Linked DNA regions of Mus musculus: regions 2 and 3 are each linked to region 1. A link is a loop called in an ENCODE intact Hi-C map of the cell type or tissue named here. Cell type or tissue: heart. All regions are shown on one strand.

Region 1 (8,000 bases):
CAATGATGTGCCTCCCAGGTTCCTTCATCACCGAATTCTTGGATTTTGTGCCTTGCGGTTTTCATAGGTTTGGGTGTTTATGGATCTCAGACATCTCTTGTGCCCCGCCCCATCGCACAGATCGGTGAGCACCGTGTGCTGTTGGCATCCCCTTTCCCTGACCCTTCTACTTTGGAAGGTTTCTGCTGCTGTGTCTTCCTCCATCTCGGTAAACTCACCAGTCTCTCCATCCTTCCAGTTTATCACTTCCAAAGGCTCAGCAGGAGGCTCTTCCTATCTCAGCCACCTATCCAGCATCTCAAGAGATGAAACAGTCCCAGTGAATATTTCAGGTGTTTCCCTGACGTTCTGCAGTGATTTCTGCATAAATCTCAGTCGACTCCATTTTCTCTTCATTGCAGTGCATATCTTTCTGAACCCTTTTACATGGGAAGCCTCATTGTGTCTTTTCCTTATCGAATGCTCAGTGGTCTTGTGTTTCTATAAATATTTCTGACCTCTGTTCAGGCAAGCAGCTACATCCCGTAAGGATAATTTTATATTTGGTGTGTTGATTTTTGAACTTTCCCAGGCAAGGTTAAGAGCACTAGCAACTTTAGGGCCCACCCCAGATACTTGGAAGGGTGGACTCTCGCCCTCTGCTCTGTGGAAGCCAGCACTTCTCTCTGCCCTGTGTGAGTGAGCACCCAGTGCTGTGACCTTCAGCCTTTGGTTTCCTTTCCAAGGACTGCTGTTCTCACGGGCAACCTGGTGCTTCAGTGAGTTTGGTACATCTTCATGGGATCACATGCCATGTCAGATCACAGCATGCTGGGAAAATGTAGAAAGGAAAGGGTGGGTGGGAGGTAAAGAAATATACAAACAAGAGAGAGAGAAAGAGAGAGAGAGAGAGAGAGAGAGAGAGAGAGAGACTAAGACCTGTATCCTGGCCTTTCCTTCCTTCCCCTTTACTTCAGCCAGGACTGCAGCCTGCAGAAAGGTCAGAGCCGACCTTCTGGCCTTAGCTAAACTCTCAGCTAAGCCCCCACAGACACACCCAGGGTCTTACTCCATCAATCTCCCTGGTAGCCCCCAGTGTAATCAGGTTGACAGTGAAGATTAGCCATCTTGTGGAACTTTCAGGGACCTAGACTTGAGTGCTCTCTTGACTCCCCATGACCACTTACCTCTCAAGGAGTACTAGCCGTCCTTACGTTTATTAAGTAGTGTGGAAACGGTTTATAGTTAGGCTGCCTGGGGTGGGGGGTGGGGGGAACTCATCTCTGCTACTTCATCTTTCCTCGAAGCAGAAGGCGGCTGTTCCCTCTCTACAAAGGATGTGTCATCTCAAGGCCCATCAGTGAGCTACTTACAATCTGCAGTAAAGAGAAACAAAATTCTCTCATCTTTTTTATATATATAAAAAAAATAGCTACTTCCTGTGAAGGCTTCCCCCCCCACCTCCTTTTTAATTAAATAACTTACATTTACATAATACTTGTACAATTAAAGTTTTTCTGCCTACACAGGATTATTGCTGAAGTAGGAGAGCTTCTTCTTCATCTTGGGTGAGCAGTGAGTAGGGGGAGTCATGCCAGCCTCGGTCCGACTCTGAGAAGTTTCTCAGGCTCAAACATGGACTTGCTCAAGAAAGCACTGGAAAGCCGTGTGGGCAGAAAATATCAGTAGTGTTCCCTGCATCTTGTAGTCTTGGCTTTTGTTCTATGCCCATTCCTGGGAAGTACTAGGCAGATGAATGGCTAGATTAACTTAAGATAGCATTCCAAATAGACTTCGTAACTGGGTTTCTGCAAGACATGTTCTGGTCCCTAAAGAAAATCTCCCTGGGAGAAGACACATGAATGATTCAGTCTGATATTAAGCAGGGAGATACATGCTGTACAGAAAAAAAAAACTGATTTTGTTGGAGGCGAGGGAGGAGATCTATAAAATTCTATGGGAAAATAAGTTAGACTTTGGCTGAGTTTTAAAGGGAGGAGAGTATCAGGTAGGGCTGTTAGTAACCTTAAAAAATCCATACCTAATGCCAAAGGGTTCTCGTGTGCAGCATACGTGTTCTGGTGTTAAACTCCAAGTGCCCCACGTGTACTGGATTCTTGCTGATCACACTAAAAGGAGTTTTCAGAAAAGAATGGTCCGTATTCTTCTTCCAAAGCAAGGATGCTGTCCACTGCACTAGGTACACTGGCCAGAAACTGTGGAGCCCCACCAGGGCATGAGTTCTGACAATGTCGGTCCTCAAGAGATTCTTTCAAACCTGCCCTTGTTTTATCTGTCCACCTGTCAGACACTACAGAGATTATCACAGCAACCTATCCTAGCACGGGATGCAGGTTAGATAACATTAACACACCAGAATGTGTCCTCTGCTGTGTGACAGGGGCTTCATGTGCTGGCGAGCCTGTGGTGAACACAGCTTAGCAGAAGCTTAGAGAGTCTGAGGAATTTCGCTTTCCAGACAGAGTGAGGCACACATCGGGCTCCAGAAAAATATTTATCTAAGGTTGAAGGGCAACACAGTCAGCAATGTGCTTGCCCGGTAGGCATGAGGAACCAAGTCTGATCTACAGAGTCTATGTTTAAAGGAAAGACAGGGGGGAAAGCTGGGCATGTGGCACACTTTTATAAACTCACACTCGGAAGCTGGAGACCCCTGGCCAGCCAGCTTAACCTAATCACTGAGACCCAGGCCAACTCTTGTTTCAAACTTTGATTCAAACAGCAGCAACAGCAGCAGCAGCAGCAGCAGCAACCACCACAACAGCAGCAGCAACCACAACAACAGCAAACACAACATTAAAAATTTTGAGGCATGACACTCAAAATTGACCCCTGGCCTCAACACGGATAAATACAAACACTCACACACAAACACACACATGTGCATACATGTACACAAACATGATAAAAGAATTATCAAACAAAATCCCTTCTGAGCTCTGATGAGAAAAATCTCTCTTGAACCTATGACCTTACCCACTCCTCGCCACAAACAAATTTTCAAACTTGACCATAGGCATGGATACCTGGGCGCTTGTTTCTTTGCTCATTTTGAAAACTCCCTGGACCTCCATGCCTTGATTTAAATTGAAACTGTGCGATTGCTCTTAATTATCGAGAAATTGGCCAGGGAGGCCAGGCTCCATGTCTCAGGCTTATATAATCCTCAATACTTGAAAGACCGAGGTGGAAGGAGAGGAAGGTCAAAGCAGAAGGGTCAAGGCCTGTCTGGGCTGCAGGAGGAGCTCAGGCCCAGCTCTGCGACTTACTGAGCACCTTAAAATAAGAACTTCAGAAAGTTACAACTTTAGGGAGCAGGAGCCTAGCATGCACCATTCAGCACCACATCAGTGGGGAAAGGCCATGTGCTGTTAAAAATTCTCTCAAGTGTGATCCTTTGTTTTCCTAGTGGAGACGGTGTTATGGCCATAATACAGTTTTAGGACTTCCAGTGAGAAAGGTCTTTGGATTTTCGTCAGTACCGTTCAGCCACACCCTGCTGCTGTCTGCCATCAGAGCTCAGATTCCTTGAGCAATGCTGTTTGCCATTATGTTTCAAATCTTCTATTTGGATCAGTTTGTGAATGAAGATTGTTTAAGGCTCCCCCCTACACACGCCCCTCACCTTGTCTGCGGGGCGAGTTTGGCTCATCCTCTAGGTAGGCACTGTCCTAGATATCCTGAATGTAGTGAGCGAGACACACCATAAGCTGCAGCTGGAAAAGGAGGCAGAAGCTTCCGATAGAGCAGCAGGGCTTGAGCTCCCGGCCCAGCAGACTAGGCAGACCCCTGCTGGCCGCCTCTGTCTCTGCAGGGTTGTGTCTGTGGGTGACTGGTGGGGCCTTGCGCAAGAAAAGGCTTGCGAAGACTGAAACAGCTTGTCAAGGTATCCTTGTGGGTGTCTGTATTGAAGTGTCACAGTACGAAGGCTTTTTATTAGCAGCTATTTTCGAAGCCGAACACCGAAACGGAACAGTTTCTTCCTTACATGGCACTTCCAGGCTGGCTGCCTCCCTCAGCACAGTACGACAGCACCAGCCTTCACATAAGGGGGTGGAGAACATGACGCTGGATCCTTTGACGGTGGAGCCTGGCTATGTGGCCCACGCCCTGAGCCCTGGAGATAATTTGGTTCATTCACATGTTTCTGATGACGGGATGCAGCCGCGGGGGCTGCGGAGGATGGGGCCTCGTGCGTTGCCTTTGCGCACAGCCCGGGAACCCTCCTGTTTTGAATGGGTTCGGAGGGATGGGTGGCCTGTGCGGAGGGCAAAGAGAAACCGGGGCCAGCTAAGCTGGGTGGTAGTGCTCTTTCGGCCTCCTTCAGCTAAATTCTTCACAGCTCTCTTCTAGCATGCAGCAGGTTCTCTCTAGAAAACTCGGTAGGCTTAATTGTAATTAAAAAAAAAAGTTTGCCCCAAGAAGACTCATTTTAGTGCATTAGAGAGCTGATTTTGGACCTTGAAAGGAAGGGTACGCATTCTACCTTAATACCTCAGCTTGGATGGAGCCAGCTCAACCACCTGCTTTTGTTTTGGTGCTTTGATTTTTGAGGCCAAGTCTCACCACATAGCTAGCCCAAGCTGCCCCTCATTTCTTCATCTTCTTGCCTTGGTATCTGAAGTCACAGATGTGTAGCCCTTCCTACACCTGTGTTTTGATGCTGCAGATGAAGAAAACAGTATTCAGAGAGGCAAAGTCACCTCCTGAAGTGTCCTGGCATCTTTTGAGGTTACTCCCCACCTCCAGGAGGTGGAAAGGGTTAACTTTCAAGGTCATAACAAGGTGATTTTGAGTCATTTCTACATCTGGTACACGAACCATCCATCACACAGAGACCCAGATCTGTTTGCTCCTCTGTTATGTGTGCACAGCGTGATGCGACTTCGGCTCATTGGATCAACTTCTCTGACCCTTATTTCCAAGTTCACCAAAGTGGAAATGTCTTTTCTGCCTGCTGCCTCATGCTGTCATGAGGGTACCACGGGAGATAGGACGTGGGAATGTGTGACTGGTTCTTAGGACTCTCGTTGCCATTGGTGAGCAGCAGGGAGCCCGTGCTGATGCTTACCCAGGACTCCCGCCTCCATGCTTAGAATGTGGCTCTCTCAGATAAACTACTCTGAGTGGAGGATGGCTCTCAGGGGTGGGAGCACCGACTTAGGCCTTTTTGGAATATTTCAAGATTGCTATTGGCTCACCGTACTTACTTTCCCGCTGCATCCCCCGTGTCTATGATATGACATGCCACTCTTGTATTATGGACATGAGTCCACTCATATAATATTGCTCTTTTCTCCCCTTCTAAGGTGATATGTGAGAGATTTTCCAGCAGTGTGAAAAGAACTAGTTCAGATCCCTAACTTCCTGCGGATTCATGCTCCGGGTTTCTTGCCCAGGCCCTTCCTGGCAACCTCAGCCACCACCACTGCAAAAAAAAAAAAAAAAAAAACAACCCTTATTTGTAAGATTTATTTATTTTTATTGAAGTGTGCTAGCGTCTGTGTGCGCCTCTTGTGTGTAGTGCCTGTGGAAGCGAAGAGGGCATCAGACACCCTGGAACTGGAGTTAGAACCATTGTGGGCAGCCATGTGGGTACCAGGAACTGAACCCAGGTCCTCTGCAAGAGCAACTAGTGCTCCTAATTGCTGAACCATGTCAGCATCAGCAGCCCCACTGAGAGCACGTCTTACCATTCCATGTAAAGTCCCTCCCCTGCACTTTGAGGTGAGCCGACAATTCCCATCTCTTACCACTGTCAGCCATGTGAGTCTAACAATTTGTCTAAGGGTGAAACACACACCACAAAAGGAAGCCATCACAGGATAAGCCACACACACAGTAGAATATGCTAGGCAACAAGGGACAGGGCTCAGGTCTTCAGCACTTTGAAAAGGACTGGAGACTCCTGCTATAATGTAACATTTAAAACATTAAAATAAAATAGACATGGTTACAAAATAATACCATCGAGTAGAAGCAGAGCTATACATCTTAAATTGCGGTATGAGGTATGATTAAAGCATTAAATGGGACCTGGGGGTGAATATAAAGTGGTAGCATAAAGGATGTTTTGAATATGTGCAGCAGCAATGAATGGCATGACATTAAGTCACCAGTTCATATGTGTATTACCTTTGGAGTTTCTGCTGACACCACCTCTGTTTGTTACCCATGTTAACAGCCGAAAGAAACGTTGGACCCAGAGGTGAATCAAGTGTGTGTGCAATTCCTGTGAATCAAGTCCACAGAACACATCAGGGTCTGTGTGCTCTGGTTCAGTAGCCCTGTGCTTGAACATCATGCAACAGTGCTTATTACACATGTGCCATGAATTTCTACTAGCTAGGAGCATCTGTCACAACCTGATGCAAGGACATGTAATCAGACAGGGCAGACCCTGCAGACCCCGAGATGGGATGAACTCCCGGAGTTCCAAAGACTCAACTTCTTCAACTTTTACATTTTACTAGCCATAGTATTTTTGCCAGGAGACCTGTGTGAATCTGTGCACCTCAGGCACTGCCTGTCTTTGCAATAGGCAGTTATCATATCAGCTCTCGTTGCTGTAATTATATGTGAACATAGGAAGAGGCTATCTCATAAATCAACAGCCTACGAGGGAACTGACACTGGACAGCCTGGTGTTAAACAGGGCATGTGCACACTCAGCTTGATTAGCTGAGTTCAACCCGTATTTCTCCACCTCTCCACACTACAAGGACCCTTGCCAAGAGCCTAGTTGAAACCAGTACACTGCCTGCCCAAGGCTGTTCCTTAGCTTCTTTCCCATTAGGGCACCTATAAAGACCAAGACGGTTTTTTTGTCATAGCTTCATTTTGATGAGCCCTCTCCTTCATCATTTGCTACTCTCTCAAGCAGCTCTCAGACATCTCTGTACATCTTGTGTTAGGATTTAGTCTGGGACAAAGCTCAACTCTAGTTATGAGAGTGCACTTTCTGGAAGTTGTGCCAATCTCTGCCTAACTTCTCCTTGGTTTCCCTCCACCCACTCCCTTGCTCCTACTGCCTGCAAGAATACTAAGTTTACTATGTTCAGGGGCAAGGGTTGGACTGTCACTGAGCTATGACTCCGGATGCACACCTTTCCATTTAAAGAGGACGTCACTTCGTCCCGCCTTTCCTTGACTGCCAAACATTCCGGATAGAGCAGAGAGAAAATTATTGAAACTTCTCCAACAAATACCATGCTGGGTGTTAGGGAGGAAAAGGTGGGCAAAGGTGTATTAGCCTTGTAGGGAATCTTACATTGTCAAATAATCCATAGACACACACCAGATAGTGAGTGGTGTGGAACAAACTGCTGGGGCTGCAAAACACTGCAAGGGGGAGGGGAGTCCGGCTTGGTGTGAGTGCTGGGAAGCCCACAGAGAGCATCTCTGAGAGGAGGCTTGCAGGTTGGGCTAGAGCAATACTGCAAAACATTAGTACCTTTTCATGGTCTCATTTTATAATATATAACCGTTGCCCACGTGAATGTTTATGGCATGATTAATGTGCTTTTATCTTCTTTGGTGTGGGGGATTTTATGTGATTTAGACTCTCATAGCGACACAGTTCTGAGTTTTCTTCTGGTAATTAAAATTAGCTACAATAGCCTCATTTCTATAAACTTACTTTAGCCCAGTCAGAAAGGCAGTGCCAGCTACTGGTCTTTGGAGCATAGGGAAGTTTGATCAAGTCTGTAGTTCCAACTCTCTCTGCAGTGAGCCAGGGCTGCACGGTCTTCATGCTTCTCTCAAGCTTGCCAAACTCCACCAGAGCCTCCAGTGGCATTGGGGATGTGTGCTCTGCACAGTGCTAGCATCTCATTGGTTTAGAACAGGAATGCTTAAGTAGTTTGAGGCCGTGCTAACAGTTTCTCCACATCCTGGAGAAGGGAATGCTCCAATGTTGACTGCCTTGAGGTACAAGTAACTGGGAGCCGTGAGGGGCACAGGCTGAGGGAGATGGGAAAATGGTAAGCAAGGTTACACCT
Region 2 (8,000 bases), 430 kb before region 1:
TGGTTGTGGCCGAGTCTGGTTTGTAGAGAATGCTAAGGTGACACAGAACTCTGAGCCCTTTAAGACTAGGGACAGGAGAGCACGCTGGGGAAAGCCCAGGCATGGGGCTAAAGACCTGATGCAGGCTTTTAGTTAGCATCAGCAGCACGCAGAGCTCTGCAGACAGAGATCAAAGGGATCTCTACCGAGTGCTCTTTCTACCTTCCTCCTCTCCCTCCCTCTTCTACCCCCTCTCTCCCCCTATTCCTTTCCCCTCAGTTTTCTGTGTGTATGTGAAGGTAAATATGGCATGTATTTGTGTGTAGAGGCCAGAGGATAACCTTGGGTCTCATTCCCCAGGAGCCATCCGCCACAGAGTGTCTCAGTGTTCTGGGGCTGAGCATGCAAGACTGGCCCGGCTATTGAGCCCCAAGGAGCTGCCTATCTCTCCCTTCCCAGCGTTGGGATATACACTACCATACCTGGCTTTACAAAATGAAACGAAACAAAACAAAACAAAGCACAAGGGTTTAGGAATGGAATGAGCTATTAATGTTTACAAGTCGAGCACTGAGAATATATGTCTATGAATATAAATAAGAAAGAAGGGAAGGGCTTTGTTTATCCCAACTGATCTTTCAAATTCTTTTTTTTTTTTTTTTTTTTTTTTTTTTGAGACAGGGTTTCTCTTTATAGCTCTGGCTATCTTGGAGCTCACTTTGTAGACCAGGTTGGCCTCGAACTCAGAAATCCGCCTGCCTCTGCCTCCCGAGTGATGGGCGTGCACCACCACGCCCGGCTTTTCAAATTCTATCTTTTCCTGGAGGAGGCAGGTGCCTCCGGAAGGGAAGAAGCCTGACCTGTGATGACTCGAAAAGACCACTTGGTGGCAGTGTTTCACTTTGTTTGACGCAGGGCGCCGGACTCCACTACAGTGAAACCTCTTCTGGGAATGTTTTTGGACCATCCCTCAAGTTTCAATTTATGGATATTAGACAAAGATGCAAAATAAGACCCTGAGTGGAAAATAATGGCTGTAACTGATACCTTCTGGCTCCTGATTGTCTTCTTTCCTCCTTACAGTCAAGAGTCAGAGGGAGAAGCCGGGCTCTTGGGGACTGCATACTATGTGAAAGCCCAGGAGGGAAAAGCAAAATTGTATCAACAGGGCAAGCATGCTCAGAAAGGGCGTGAGGCCCCAGAGCCCAAGCAAGTAACCTGCACTGTGGACAGCTGGGGGGATTAATCATAGCCACCTGAATGAGGCTCTGATCTTTTGCAGGTAGCTCCCCAAGGGCAGTTATGAATACAGTCACAAATAACAAACTTACTTTAAATGTTAATGAGATTTTATTTATTTATTTATTTATTTATTTATTTATTTATTATAACTTGATTGTGTGGTTCTCAAGTGTGAATTTCTCAATGATAATGCTATGTGGTTATGCAGTCTCAGAGACAAGACCAGCCACCCAGCCAGGAGTGGTGGTGCACACTTTTAATTCCAATACTCTGGAGGCAGATGTAGGAGGATCTTTGTGAATACCAGATCAGCCAGAGATACACAGGGAGAAGAACATGTCTCCAAAGGAGAAAAAAAGTGTATATATAAAAAGTATATATCTTTAGGATACATATGTGTGTGTGTATATATATATATTTTTTTCTTTAAATGAATTTTGTGTGCCCCTGAGCCACATTCCCAAGATACACATGATGTATATGCAAACATTCTAAACGCAGAAAGGAAGAAAGAAAGAAAGAAAGAAAGAAAGAAAGAAAGGAAGGAAGGAAGAAAGAAAGGAAGAAAAGCATGCTGGTCCCAAAAACTTCAGATAAAGGTTACTCCACCCTCTGGAGTCTGGGTGGAGATCTCTAAGCTCATGTCTCCCCAGTCCTGGGCAGGATAAAGATGGCTGTGTGTGGTTTCCTTAGACTGAGCTGTGGTACCCAAGCTGACTGGAAACTGGAAATAGAGGCTTGTCACCATCTACCTATTGCTCATGCTCACATTTCTCCAGGCTTGTCTCAAAGATGTCTTTTTATGTTTTGTTTTATGTCTAGACTTTGATGTCATTTCCTGATTTCTCCCAATGCAGGCAGCTGCAGAAGTGTCCTGATGGGATTGGGCATTTAAACATAGCAGGAGACAGGTTTCTCTCTTTTTAAAGCACCAAACAAATACCAAGCCTGAGAAGCAGAACAATAGAAATCCTTATAGATCTTGAGCTGGAGAGTCCTGAAGGATACTTAGTTACTGTTTCCAGTAATGAACAAGACAATTATACCGTTTCCGCAGACTCTGCTGTGGTCCCCTAGGGAGGCTGCAGATTGAGACTAAATGTTCATTAGTTCTCTGGTGCTTGGGCTTAGGCCAGGGTCCTCCAGCAATGAAAAGCAGAAAGGAGTTCTTGTGGACCCAGTTCCACTACTGTCTCTGCAGCCCTATTCACTGTGTCCATGTCGTGGGCTGCTCATGGATGCTCCAGCAGATGGCGCATACTTATGAACAGTCCAATTTTCTTCCTAATGGGCTCATGCCAGCTCTGCTTGCTGACACGGCACACAATTTAACAGAGCATTAGAGATGGAGTTATTGGACTGGTGAGATTGCCACCTGGCCTGATGACCTGAATTCTACCCCTGAGACGCACATGATAGAATAAAAGCACTGACCCTGACAGTTGTCCCTTGACCTCCACAGATGTGCCACGTCATCCACGCACACACTCACACGCTCATGTGTGTGTGCACATACACACTCATAACAAATTAATGTAAAAATGAATGGTGCCACATTCACTATTTTTAGAAAGGATTTATTTTTATTTTATGTGTATGAATGCTTTGCCTGCCTGTATCTGTAGCTCATGCATGCAGTACCCATGTATACCAGAAAAGGGCATCAGATACAACCCTGAAGTTGCAGATGGTTGCCTGCCAGCTGCGGCGTGGGTGCTCAGAACCCTGTAGGAGCAGTCAGCGTCTCAGATTATAGAGTTGATGTCTTTCCCCCTTTGTTGCTTCTCTGTAGCAGGGGAGGGTTCACAAGCACGGAGTCCATCATTTGGGTGACGTCTAGATTGAAGGTCAAATTGTAAAAAGCCAGGCATTAGCAGTGCGCAGGTAGGCTCCTTCTAGAATGAAGTTCAAAGGTGCTTTCGATTAGAAAGTACAGTGCCTGGGGCTGGCGAGATGGCTTAGCAAGTAAGAGCACTGACTGCTCTTCCAAAGGTTCCGAGTTCAAATCCCAGCAGCCACGTGGGGGCTCACAACTATGGTCCATCAGTTGTAATTTCTGAAACTGCTGATAATTCTGGGGGGGGGGTCTTCGTTGAAATGTGCGTATAGGGTGTGTGAATGTATATTGGGGTATATGGCACATTTATGTGCTTTTTCTTTCTTCTCCCTTCCTTCCTTCCTTCCTTCCTTCCTTCCTTCCTTCCTTCCTTCCTTCCTTCCTTCCTTCCTTCCTTGTTTATTTATTATATGGAAGTATACTGTAGCTGTCTTCAGATACCCCAGAAGAGGGCGTTAGATCTCATTACAGATGGTCGTGAGTCACAATGCCGGTGCTGGGATTTGAACTCAGGACCTCTGAAAGAGCAGCCAGTGCTCTTAACCACTGAGCCATCTCTCCAGCCCTGGTTCCTTTCTTTATAGATCTGTGAACGTTTTGAGATGTTTTAAACATAAAGGAGAGGTTTTAAAAACTTGCAGTCTGCATGCCTCCTCTCTCCAGTTTAGTGTTCTCTTTAGAATAATTCTGAGCTTTCATTTTGAGAGAGAGAGAGAGAGAGAGAGAGAGAGAGAGAGAGAATCTTAAATGTTGTTGGCAGCGCTGCAGCTGCCGGTGGCCACTGGAGGGCGCAGTTGAACACAAATTGTTTTCCATCCCCCCCCACCCAACTGTGGCCTCAACCCGGGCCACAGGCTAGTCTACCTACACAGCAGCAGCCTGACAAAGGAAGGTCTCTGGGTCTCACTCGGTAAAGGGAGGTCCTGGGTGGGTTCTTGGGAGTATTTCTCGGATGTTCTCCTTCAGGTTGGCCCCAACAGTGGCTCAGGAGTCTCCATTAAATCTCTTGCTCTTGAGGTCCGTAAGCACAGATCTCTCTCGTCTCTCTCATCTCTCTCTCTTGTCTCTCTGATATCTCTCTCTCCTTCCCTAACCCCTTCCTCCCTCCTACACACACACACACACACACACACACACACACACACACACACACACACATTATCTTTCTCTGATACTATGGGACACGCAGGTGTGTTAACATCATAATTTTGTCGCGTTGGTTCTCTTTACCTCTATGTGGTGTCTGGGGACCTGACTCAGGTCTATGGGTTTACGCAGCAAGCACCTTTTACACGAGGAGCCAACTTGGCGGCCCACACCCTCTTCTTGAAGTAGTATTGTGAGCATTCTTCCTGGTGGATTCTTTTTTGTTCTAAAGTGAAAGTTTGATTGCTTCCTAAGGGAGAGACAGGCACATGTTCCTGTGTGGAGTTACCCACCACCATCCGGTCCTGTCTGTGTAGAATGGATGTTAGTAGTAGCAGGAAGGTAGAGACAATATGTCGGGGAAGATGTTTAAACCTTAATGTATGAGATGTCATTTCTCAGAAGCTATCAGTAGACTTATGTGTATTCTTAAGTCAGTGGGCTATGGGGCGATCTTTGCAGCTCTCCGAACATCTAGTCTCCTGAGCAGTCTTACAGGGAGCGGTATTGTGGCTACTTCACAGAGAAGAGAGGCCACAAAATGACCAGAAATAGCTCAGAAACTGGGACCGTTGGGATATGAGGTCTTGCTTGGCCTGCCAAGCACAGCCCATCCACCTCCCTCCAGGCTTAGCCCAATCTTATCCCTGACTTCTCCCGACATCATTCGGCCCTCGGAGGGCACCATGGAGAGATCACAGGAGGGGGTCAATGAGATTTTTATGAACTGAGAGCTTCAAAAATAACTTGCCCTTCCCAAGGAACTGCTGATTTGATTCTTGAAGTAGTCCATCCCATTAATCCAATTAGCTAATGGGAATGGGAGCATCGTAATACACTCGCTCTGGCAGGGGCATCAACAGTCTCGAGTGCTTGACTTGTTTATCAAAGGGAGGTACAGGAGCTCGTGTGAGCTAGGCAGCACTGGCTGGCAGAGTGAAGTGGCCTTGCATCCTGCGGCCAGGGCTTGATTCAGGATGTCTGTTGATGACATCTGCTTAGAGCTTTGTGTTGTTTTTACAGCAATGAAGATTACTGATGAAGTAAAACACACAGGTCTCTCATTTCTGGCCAAGACAGGGTAGCAAGTTAAACTTTCTATCACGAGCAGCTAAAAGACTCAGAAAAAGATTTGCCCACTCTTTGTAGGGTTTTCACAGTAGATGTTACTGCTTGTGGTGCTTGAGGGAGGGAAGAGCAGAGGGCAATGCACGTTTATAATCCTAACTATATGAAGAGAAGCTCTAGCAGAGTGCTCCCAGTGGAAGAGAGAATATTCAATAGAGTGCTCCCAGTGGGGAAGAGAGGTTTCAGCAGAGTGCTCCCAGTGGGGAAGAGGGGTTTCAGCAGAGTGCTCCCAGTGGGGAAGAGGGCTTCAGTAGAGTGCTCCCAGTGGGGAAGAGGGCTTCAGTAGAGTGCTCCCAGAGGGGAAGAGGGGCTTCAGTAGAGTGCTCCAAGTAGGGAAAAGGGGCTTCAGGGGAGTGCTCCCAAAGGGGAAGAGAGGCTTCTGGAGAGTGCTCCTAATGGGGAAGAGGGGCTTCAGCAGAGTGCTCCCAGTGGGGAAGAGGGCTTCAGTAGAGTGCTCCCAGTGGGGAAGAGGAGCTTCAGCAGAGTGCTCCCAGTGGGGAAGAGGGGCTTCAGGAGAGTGCTCCCAGTGGGGAAGAGGGGCTTCAGGGGAGTGCTCCCAAAGGGGAAGAGAGGCTTCTGGAGAGTGCTCCCAGTGGGGAAGAGGAGCTTCAGTAGAGTGTTCCCAGTGGGGAAGAGGGGCTTCAGTAGAGTGCTCCCAGTGGGGAAGAGGGGCTTCAGGAGAGTGCTCCCAGTGGGGAAGAGGAGCTTCAGCAGAGTGCTCCCAGTGGGGAAGAGGGGCTTCAGGAGAGTGCTCTGAGTCTTGCTGGTGGGGGAAAGGGAAACAAAGAGAAAACAGAGGGTGCTAAGGCTGCCCGTGGGTTCGGTGTGCAAGGGGAAGCATTTCAGTAGACAGCAATCTGGGAATTTCCTTCAGGCCTCGGACGTATCTTTAGCGGCATATCTATTGACAAAGGTCTAAGAAAGTGGATGAGATGGTATCTATGGAGCCTAGGAAGGGAAAAGGAGTTCTTGACTCTGCTACTGGGATGTCAGAGTTGCAATCCTGTCTTAGTGAAAACTGTAACAAGACCCGTTGCAGAGAGACTCTCTTGTGTGCTGTGTGGAAGACTCACCTGTCAATAAAGAGCTGATGGCCTACTAGCTCAGGCAGGAAATAGGAGGTGGGACTTCTGGGTGGGGAGAGAACTCTGGGATAGAGTCAGGAAGGGGGGTGGGGGGGAGACTTGGCCAGAACTCTGAGGAGACAGAGGCATGAAACTGAGAAGAGGCAGCCAGCCATGTGACCCTTATAGAATAGACTAAACAATATAATTAAATTATGAGCTAGTTAGTGAACAAGATCTAGCTTATGGCCTAGGCATCTATTCAGAAATAACAAGTCTCAGAGTCATTATTTCAGGAACTAGGACGTGGGTGGAAAAGCCCTCAGATAAAACCCACTGTGAGAAGAAGGACCGGCCATGTTCCTTGAGTGAGGACGGGAGCCTCAGGGCTAAAACAAAGACAACGTAGCTCTCCATCTTAGAACCCAATTCTCCAAAGTTGAAAGGATCACGATAATGGCGTGTTACATAACTCAGCTGTTAAGCAGCAGAAAATACCACCTTGTGCATTTTCCTCCCCAAAGCACCTGCTGTAATATTTTCACACTGGGTCAGGGCCCATGGGTCAGGTTCCAAGCTCTGGCATGTGGGGTTTGAGGGCTTCACATATTTATGGCATGGCAAGGTACAATAAAAAATTGTAGATATATAAAGAATGGAATTAAACCAGTAGGCTTTCTTCATAATTTGAAATACCCAAGGCTCTTTCCATCTGGGCCTTTTGCCGTTGGGTATTTTGGCTTGTCTGTGCTGATTAGTGGAACATGGTATTTTTGGGCTTCACCGGTGGGTTTCTGATCTAGAATCACAAGTTGGTTGTTTCTGAATTGTTCTTAGTGCCCTGATTCACCTTCCTCTGCTAGTAACAGTGTGTGTCTGTGGGAGGCAGGGTTCCTTACCTGACTCAGTGCTTAACTGGGGGACTCTGCTCAGAAACATGTCCAAGGGTCCTCCCTCCCTTCTCTCCCCTCCCTCCCTTCTCTCCCTTCCCTTCTCCCCTCCCTCCTTTTCCCTCTCCCTCCCTCCCTTCTCTCTCCTCCCTCCTCCTCTCCCTCCCCCTTCTCTCCCTTCCTCCCTTCTCTCCCCTCCCTTCTCCCCTCTCCTCCATTCTTTTTCTTTCTTTTTCTCAGAAGAGATTTTGTGGAGTTTAGTTAGGTATTGGGGGAACATCCAGAATTTATTACGTGCACTGGGTGAATATTCTAGATTTCACTGAACATCTGGACAGCTGAAGAAGACGAAAGAACCCTATCTTTAGAGGAAAACTTGAAAACCTCAGGAGAATATCTTTCAGCACTTTTGGATTCCTGGTATGAATTCGAAGCCGTTTTCCCATACAACTTTAATTTGTATTCAGTTACTTTCATGCTTACCTTCCTATGAGTTTACTGTGAAACATCTCTCCAAAGCGCGTGTGTCTGGTCATCAGCTGGGGGACCCAGTCACTGAGAGATGGTTGTATCCTGAGGTCTCCGATGCGCTTCATGAACTTCTCTTACAGCCACCGTAAACACGCTCCTCCTTTACAATGGTTTCTTTGTCACAGGGGTAGAAAAATCAACTATCACACATATGTTAAAATTTATTCTTAAATTTATTGATTG
Region 3 (8,000 bases), 290 kb after region 1:
GGAGAAGAGACTCGGAGGACTTTTAAAAAAAGAACTGTCTTTTTTAACTTCTTACCAATATCCTTATCAATGGGGTATAGCTAGGATGTGCAGATTACACGGGCTATATCCACTCACACATCTCGTCTTCAGGGTTTGGATCTCTTCCTCTAGGAGAAGCTAAGAGAATCCTGGCATCCTTTCTTCACGCGGCATGGCCACCATTGGCGCCAGATTCCAGACACTAAAATAAGCAACCAACTGGAACCCATTCCCTTCCCTGGACGAGCACACTGAATCCAGGATACTTGCTATGAGCTGCCTTGACTCCATTCAGCATCAGAGCCTGTCTTCCTTCATCTGCCTTCCTCTGAATCTCCTAGTAGACAAACCTCCAGGCTCAGGTGCCTCTGCAGACATTGCTTAACTAACAAGTGTCTTGCAACTATTATCACTAACTTAAGGATTCTAGGCCTTAATGTTCATTTAGATTTTTCACCATCTTTAACCCCCAATCAGGACATAGTTTAAAAATTCAGCTTCCCCTCCACATCTTAGAAAGTCTGTTGCTTCCAAGCACTCCTAGTAGGAGGTTAGAAATTGCTCAAGTGTCTCATGTAAGAGTAACAGTTTCAACTCTGACTGACATGGGCAGAAAAGGCAACTGTTAAAAGACAAAGGCTCAGTGAGTAAAGAACTTACCACAGGACCCACATGGTGGAAGGAGAGATGCAACCTCCACAAGTGTCCTCTAACCTCCATATGTACACATGCACGCACACACACACACACACACACACACACGCAATTTTTAAAAATTGAGACTTAACTCAAAGGTATAACACTTGACTGGCATGTACAAGGAAGGTCCCGCGTTTAAACCCCAGCACACACACAGAAACAACATCATAATCTAGGCATGGTACACATGTCTATAACCCCAAACCTTGAAGGCTGAAGCAGAAGTACAAGGCTATCCTGGGCCATATGATAAGACCCCATAAAAATAGATAGATAGATAGATAGATAGATAGATAGATAGATAGATAGATAGATAGATAGATAGATAGATGCCACATGATAAGACCCATAAAATTAATGAACAACTAAATAAATGAATAAATAAATGTCAGGTGTATAATGCATGCCTTTAATACCACCATTTGGGAGGAAGATCTCTGTCTTCTAAGGGGAGGGGAGGAGAAAGGAAGGGAGGACAAAAGATCTTGCAAAACTCCTCAGATTTTTAGAATGGCTGAAAAACAAAATTTAGAGATTTGCAAACCAGGGAATCCTGATTAAGACCTTCTGGAAAGGACTCCCTTGCCCATTGTCCCAAGACTAGAAACTGCAGCCCGTCAGAATTCCCAGCCTAGAAACCCAGGGCACCACACCCTGCCCTCACTTGTGGAGGAAGCTGGATATAAGGGAGTAACAGCAACATTGTTTCGGTCCCTGAGAAAATGGCTTGAGTGTACCAGATTACAAATTTAAATGTCACGTTGAGTGGGTTTGTTGGTTGTGTGGGTGAAGGATGCCGATGTCCTCTGGCACCCTGAGCATCCAGGAAAACAGAGCAGAGCGCATCTGCACAGTGCTCAGTTCTCCCGGGGCCAAGGCTCAGCTTTACCAAGTTCAGGTTGCCAGGTAATGACTTCCCGTTTTTCAGACTCCAGACATATGTCACTCCAGGGTGTCATAGTTAGCCATAAAATCTGATAGTGTTTGGTTCATGTTGTAAGCTAAATATCAATTTATCCACCTATGTAACGAATCCAGGGTATCTTTCAAAGATAAAGGCACATATGTGCACCTTGATCTGTCCCCATAGTCAGACCAAAAGGTCACCACATTGCCACTGTAAGATCTGTGTTACCACCGTGCCTCTACTGTCCCAGCATGATAGCGCTGGGGGCAGCATGGTCATAAATACCAGCTTAAGCCACGGACAGAGCACAGCAGTGGCTGCACTCCATTGGAAGGAGAATGGGTGGGAAGTCCGAGATTCTGAAAGACAGTAGCGTAAGGGCTAAGGAGGAGTGCTCAGTGGTTAGCGGCATAGCCACACGAGGCACGCATGCAGACAGACACAAGCTTCGAACTTGTGACGGGTGACGGATTACTTATGGGCTCCATTGTGCACAAGAATTAACTTTACCCCCCCCCCCCGCTAGAACAGTAAGAACCAGAAGAAGGAAGACTGGGCTTCAAGTGTATTCAACAAAATGTCTCTTATTAGCATCTTATTGAAACTCAGAGAATGGGCTGGCAGGATTCCCAGCATGCACTGCGAACACTCCAGTTAGCTTGCTGCAGCTGTAGGTGGCGTCTGTCTCTGACTCCAGCGCCATCACTCGGCAGAGGTCTCATTGTGCACCTCATCTCTGTCTCGAATCTCTCTCTCTCTCTCTCTTTTTTTTTTTTTAATGGTGCAAAGAAACGGGTTCCACTTTTTGGGAGGAAAACTTTAACAGAACGTTATTGTTCATAGGGAAGTCCGAGATCCGGAATGAGAGTAGCTCCTAGGCTAAGGAGAGCTCAGCGGTTAGCAGCGTAGCCACACACAGGGCTCGCATACAGATGCATAATTTAAGATGGCAGCAAATCACACATCTAACGAGGCCCTTTCCTTACAAGTGGCTTTGTTATGTTCTCATGTGATAAGAGAACGTGGGAGCCACCAAGCTTCTCAGGGCTCTGTTATAAGGACCACACGTACGGTGACCTGCACATCATAAGGGTGCCTAGTTACCAGCCACAAACCTGTCTATAAATATCATCACCTTTGGGAATGGGCTTCAACATGAGCTTTGAGGCCATCAACATTGGCCATAGCACCCCGCTAGATTGTTGGTTACTATACATACTCTGGCAGAGGCTGTGGGCTGAGGTTTATTCTTCCAGCACCCGTTTCAGGACATACCAGCATAATAGCAATGTTAATCAACTTACAATGTTTTCCTATTAAAGCATTTGAAGTGGATGCTGACATGTGATGATCTAATTAAAAGCAAAGAGTGTTCAAATAGATGTTGTTGGCAGACAAAAAGAAGACCGTAGTTCATTCTCTAATATCTTCGCATACCGTTGTTGGCACAGAAGGAGAAATTTAATTAACTTTCACCTTCATGAAGTTTCGTTTTTGTTAGCCCCCGGTGAGTTCAGAATGGCTCAGGGGAAGAGGCTGGCATAGCACTTCCAGAATAAATAAAGAAACAAACCTCCTTGAGAGGCCTCAGTGGGACTGGCTGACTGTAAAGCAGGGTGGTTAGGAGTCTCAAGGTGACAGACAGTTCGCTCAGCCGATCTGAATCGATTCTTGACCTAGCTGAGGGTCAGCGTCAATTTATCAAGATGGAGGACAGAGGTGTGTGTATGTGTGTGTGTGTGTCTTAAACATTTTCACGACATATCACAGTGGCTGTTTTTACTCTTAGATTTTACTTTTATTGTTTATTTTTGTATGTGTGTGAGTGTGGGTTTGAGCATGAGTGTAACGCTCACAGGTGCCAAAAGATGGCATCAGATCTCCTGAGATTGGAGTCCCAGATGGCTGTGAACCACCTGACCTGTGTGCCAGGAACCCAACTCAGTTCATCTGGAAGAGCATGAGTACCCTTTATTTTTTAAAATTTATGTGTACGAGTGTTCTATTTGTGTGCATGCCCACATGACAGAAGATGGCATCAGATCCCATTACAGAGGGTTATGAGCCACCATGTGGCTTCTGGGAATTGAACTCAGGACCTCTGGAAGAGCCTCCAGTATCTTAACTGCTGAACCATCTCTCCAGCATCCCAGGACATTCTCTTAACTGCTGAGCCAACCCCACCACAGTTTCGAGGGTAAGGTGGGACCTCCTATCGTCCAAACATTACCCTGGCCCTGCTGAGCCTGCAGTCTCCAAGATGATGTGCACAAATCAGTGACAAGAACGCATGCGTGCCTTCATCGGAGGCTTGGTGTAAGTAGCAAATACTGTTTGTACAGGATGCTTCTCATGGCAGCTGTCAGTGTGAAGAGAACTGTTGTTTGCGCCGCCATTTTTACTTAGGGATATGAACATAAACCGCCCCCCACCCCACCCCCTGGATGGAAGAACATTCTAGAACATTGAAAGATGCCAAGTTAAAGCTAGAATCAAACAGGGTCTGCCTGGCCATCACGTGTGCCCCTCAGAAGCTCACAGGCAAGATAAAATGGGGCACGAGGTAAGTTCTATAGGATTAGAGGGGATTTCTCCTGGACCAGAGAAGGAACTCCTAGTCTGGCTAAGTGAGCAGGAGCCCTCTTGGCTCGATTAAATTATGCACAGAGCCTACCATCACCACACACAAACTATCCCCAGAGCGCCCTCTGCTGGTGACAGGTAGCTTGTATGTTTGGGGGGTTCTCTCTGAAGCCAGCATCTCAGCTCTATTGAAGTTGCGCTTTCAAGGGCCTCTTCTCCTGAGAAGAGCCCCAGACCTTAGCACAATGGACACCATGATGGGAGAACCATCCAGGCCTTTCAACCCAGCACAAAGGCAGCACCACCTGCCAAAACAGGAAGAAAGACCTAATCCATCACAGCCCATAGTTCTAGGAAAGTCCCTAAGTGTACTAACTTTGCTTTTTGGCTTCCGTATTTCCATTTCTGGTTAACAATTCTTGCTAACTGAGGTGTGTTCACCGGGATATGGGTTTGGGTTTTTTTTTGTTTTTTTTTTTTTTTTTTTTTTTTTGGTTTTTTTTTTTAAAGCTCACCCTGAGAAAGGCTCCGGATTGCACTGGGATACCAAACACCCTGTGTAATAGACTTTCTGTTGGCTTGAAACATGTCCCAGTAGTCATCTCCAATAGATAGCTCACAGCAGAGTTTCTGAATGCCTGCACCTAATCTCTGTTTCACTAGAACCCCTGTTACATTTAGGGTGCAATTAAAAACCCCTTGTGTTCTCCCAGACACACAGGTACAAGGTTTTAATAGCAGGAATGCCTACAAGTGGAATCCAGTGAGGAATCTTCTACCACACCCACAGAGCCATTTGCCAGAGGAGAGTGAGGGCTATGCAAATGTCTAAGGACACCAGATCTCTATAAACGCTGCCCATCTCTTCCTACTAAGATCAAAGCTCAGCTCTGTGGCCTTCTCTCCCCTCAGGACACACAGAAGGCCTGCAGTCTTGCTGTATACTTATGCTGGGAAGCCAGGAAGAGAAATGAGCGGCAACTGGGTGAGCAGCAACAAGAAACCAATGCTCTTGGAATCGAAAAGAAGACACAGTGACCCTGTGGCACCACTGGGGAAAGCTTTACAACAAAACATAACTTTGTTTAGGTCGTTAAGTCACTCAGGACCATCTCCCATGCACTCAGCTCTATAATAGGCACTGGAGATGTGGGGTTTTTAAAAGTCAAACTAATACCCAGTGCTGGGGGGAGAGAGTAGAGAGGCAAGACCCACACATGTTACTCTAAGAATTCTCTCTTTACTGTTTTCCCAAGGGACACAAAATCAATCACAGTCAGGGAGAGTTTTAGTAAAGGGAATGGAAATCATTCCAAGGTTAGAGATTATGCAGGTGTTGTTGTTGTTGTTGTTGGTGGTGGTGGTGGTGATGGTGGTGGTGGTGGTTGTAGTTCAGTTGTCATGTGACCATGCAAGCACTCTGGAAAGTTAGTTCCTCGAGATTTTCAGTCATGCAAAGCCAAGGCTGTCCAAAGTCACCTGAATTCAGACAGCAAGGCACAACACATTCCGCAGCAGCTGATCCCGAAGCTGCGTACAGATTCTTTCCCGCAGACCCTCCGTGCCGAGCAGGGTTGAGGCTCGTCACTCGTTTGCTCTACAGTGTTAATAGCGAATTGCCCTACTCTGGAAAGCAAACATGGAGCCACAGACATGGGCCAGCTCTTGGTGGGGATGACTTGGGATGGAGGCCTGGAGGTCGGGGCAGAAGGTCCCCCAAGATGTACTTCGGGAAAAGGGGGTGGACTGGTTTGTCACTGAGCGAGCTTAGTCTTGTTTCTGTAAGGCCTGCCCATCCCGTCCCGTCCTCCCTGCCCAGTGCCATGCAAAGAGTCAGGGCCTCTAAGCTTTCTGCCCCGGAAGAGATTTGTAGCATTTTGTATTTTATTTTCTACCAGCCAAGTGGAAGCAGGAATGGCAGCCAGAGCTGATTTTTATCCCTGGCAAATAAAGTTTTATGGCTGGAGTTTCATGCCCACCTGCCTTTACAGACCGAGATCCGTCCCCATTACGCTTAATATTTTATTTTCCACTCTGTACTCTGCACAACTAAATAATTGACTCCTTCCATGGCCCATCAATATGTCTTCCTTTAATTGTTAAACATGTGTTAATAATTCAAAAATTGGCTGGTGACCTCCTGCACTCTTGTGGTCTCTGCAGGCCTCGGAGCTCTTTAAAGAGGGGCTGTTGGTCCTGAATTCACCATCCACTAAAAGCTTTCTGAGTTTGTCCTCTTTCTAGAGGCTTCTTACTCGACAATAAGGTCTTGGGGTTAAATGGGAGACAGAGTTCAAGGATTCTGGAGCTCTGATTCAATTAGAGCAAATGAGCATAGGAGAACCAGATATGTCACGGTAGAGTGCATCTACCCAGACCTTGGGGACATTTTTTTTTTCCAGATTAACACGGTACAGGGTTTTGTTTTTGTTTTTCCTTTTTTTGTTGTTTTTATTATTGGATATTCTATTTATTTACACTTCACATGTTATCCCCTTTCTTGGTTTCCCTTCTGTAAGCCCCCATCCTGTCCCCCTCCCCCTGCTCCTATGAGGTTGCTCCCCTTTTTCTTGATTTTTTTTCTCTTTTGACTGAACATCTTCATCGTTAGAGTGATCTCAGTACTAAGAATGTGGGTTACACTACGCTTGCTACCCAGGTTCAATCCTCTTTCAAGGAGAAAAAAACGACAGCAACTGGACAGCGTAAGCAAGGATGCCGGAAGCTACAGAAATGACCGATCCATGAGCCACGCACGTGAGGAAGGCTTTTATGATAGATGTAAGAGAGAGACTAGCCCAAGGCCTTAGGGGAAAGTCCAAAGCAGCAATGGCTATCTCTCTGGGGGCAGACTGACAAGAGCTGAAGCTAGCTAGCTCTCTTGGGAGCAGAGAAGAGTGACAGTAGGAAAAAGAAAAAGTTTCAGGGGGAGAGGAGGGGCCAAAAAGCTTGTGTGTGGGGGGGGGGGCAGCGTGAGGGGCAATCGAACTGTGACAGCCCAGAGTTTGCAGCAGCAGGCAGGGGTTTGCAGGCCAGGTGGCTTTGGTGTGCACCAGAGGTACACATCAATAAAGACGTGTCTCTTCCTGGCCTACAGACATCCTTTCCACAGGTCCCTGAGGATGACGGGAGTGGGCAGCTGCAGTCCTTCAGAAGTTCAGCTTGAGCCTAGCCAAGGCTGTCAGTGTGGTTTTCCTTGGACCGGGCAGGATACAGACTCCCCTTCAGCCTTCAGGACAGACAGACCAAGAAACAGACCACGGGGAGAGCTGTTTTGGAAGTTGCTGACAGCCTTTTTGATGTTTTGTGATAAAACTCAACTCTTTAGAGTCCAAGCTGTCCCATAAAAGGCTGCCAGGCCTTTGCCAAATTTATAGACTATACATAAAATTAGCGAATTTTCTCCTCGGGCATACAGAAATTATGGACAGTTCTTCCAGAGGGCAGTTGGCATGAATAAAGAAATAGCTGGGGCCTGGGCCCACTGTCTCCTCAGCTCTTCACAGCTCATCAAACTGTCTTTATTGCATGTGCTAAAGGCTGGATCTCAGAGATCTTTTACTTAATTTTATTTATTTATTTTCACTTGCATCTAATTTTTCTCTGTGGCATTTTGGGAGCGCCCCACCCCCCACCCCAGTAACTGCACATCAGCAGGAAAAATATTTTAAGCCGAAAAGAATCTTGGTATTCATCAAGTTCTGAGTACCGTTCATCCCCATATGCTCTGGCGACTGTTGCGTGCCTGGCATGTGTCTCCATCCTTGGACCATTTTCTTCTGTCCTGTGC

Evidence for each region. Peaks named below come from ENCODE experiments on the same cell type or tissue, not always from the same donor. Only the 100,000 strongest peaks of a DNase experiment are listed, where the experiment ranks them.
Region 2: it touches region 1 in a loop (11-fold over the local background); 18 of 42 quality-filtered maps call a loop at or near these places.
Region 3: a loop joins it to region 1, with 3 times the contacts of the local background. A loop is called at or near these places in 2 of 42 quality-filtered maps.

What each region holds. Positions count from the first base shown.
Region 1 is chr13:59,069,972-59,077,971 of GRCm38, forward strand. All of the region lies in intron 16 of Ntrk2 (neurotrophic tyrosine kinase, receptor, type 2), which reads left to right. It overlaps Gm53063 (predicted gene, 34245), which reads right to left and starts at 3,743. Exons shown (of 4, transcript NR_168904.1): 1 at 3,626-3,743; 2 at 2,021-2,108; 3 at 1,465-1,635; 4 at 1-1,355. In heart, a CTCF peak has its summit at 3,800 (motif pointing left); a DNase peak (open chromatin) is centred at 3,810; H3K4me3 peaks cover 680 bases; H3K27me3 peaks cover 3,126 bases.
Region 2 is chr13:58,636,675-58,644,674 of GRCm38, forward strand. No RefSeq gene overlaps it. Among named protein-coding and RNA genes, the nearest start is that of Slc28a3, 30 kb to the left of the region's middle. In heart, CTCF peaks have their summits at 861 (motif pointing right), 2,468 (motif pointing right) and 3,843 (motif pointing right); no DNase peak of the experiment used is centred here; H3K27me3 peaks cover 2,050 bases.
Region 3 is chr13:59,361,320-59,369,319 of GRCm38, forward strand. No RefSeq gene overlaps it. Among named protein-coding and RNA genes, the nearest start is that of Gm34721, 43 kb to the right of the region's middle. In heart, CTCF peaks have their summits at 4,336 (motif pointing left) and 4,538; no DNase peak of the experiment used is centred here.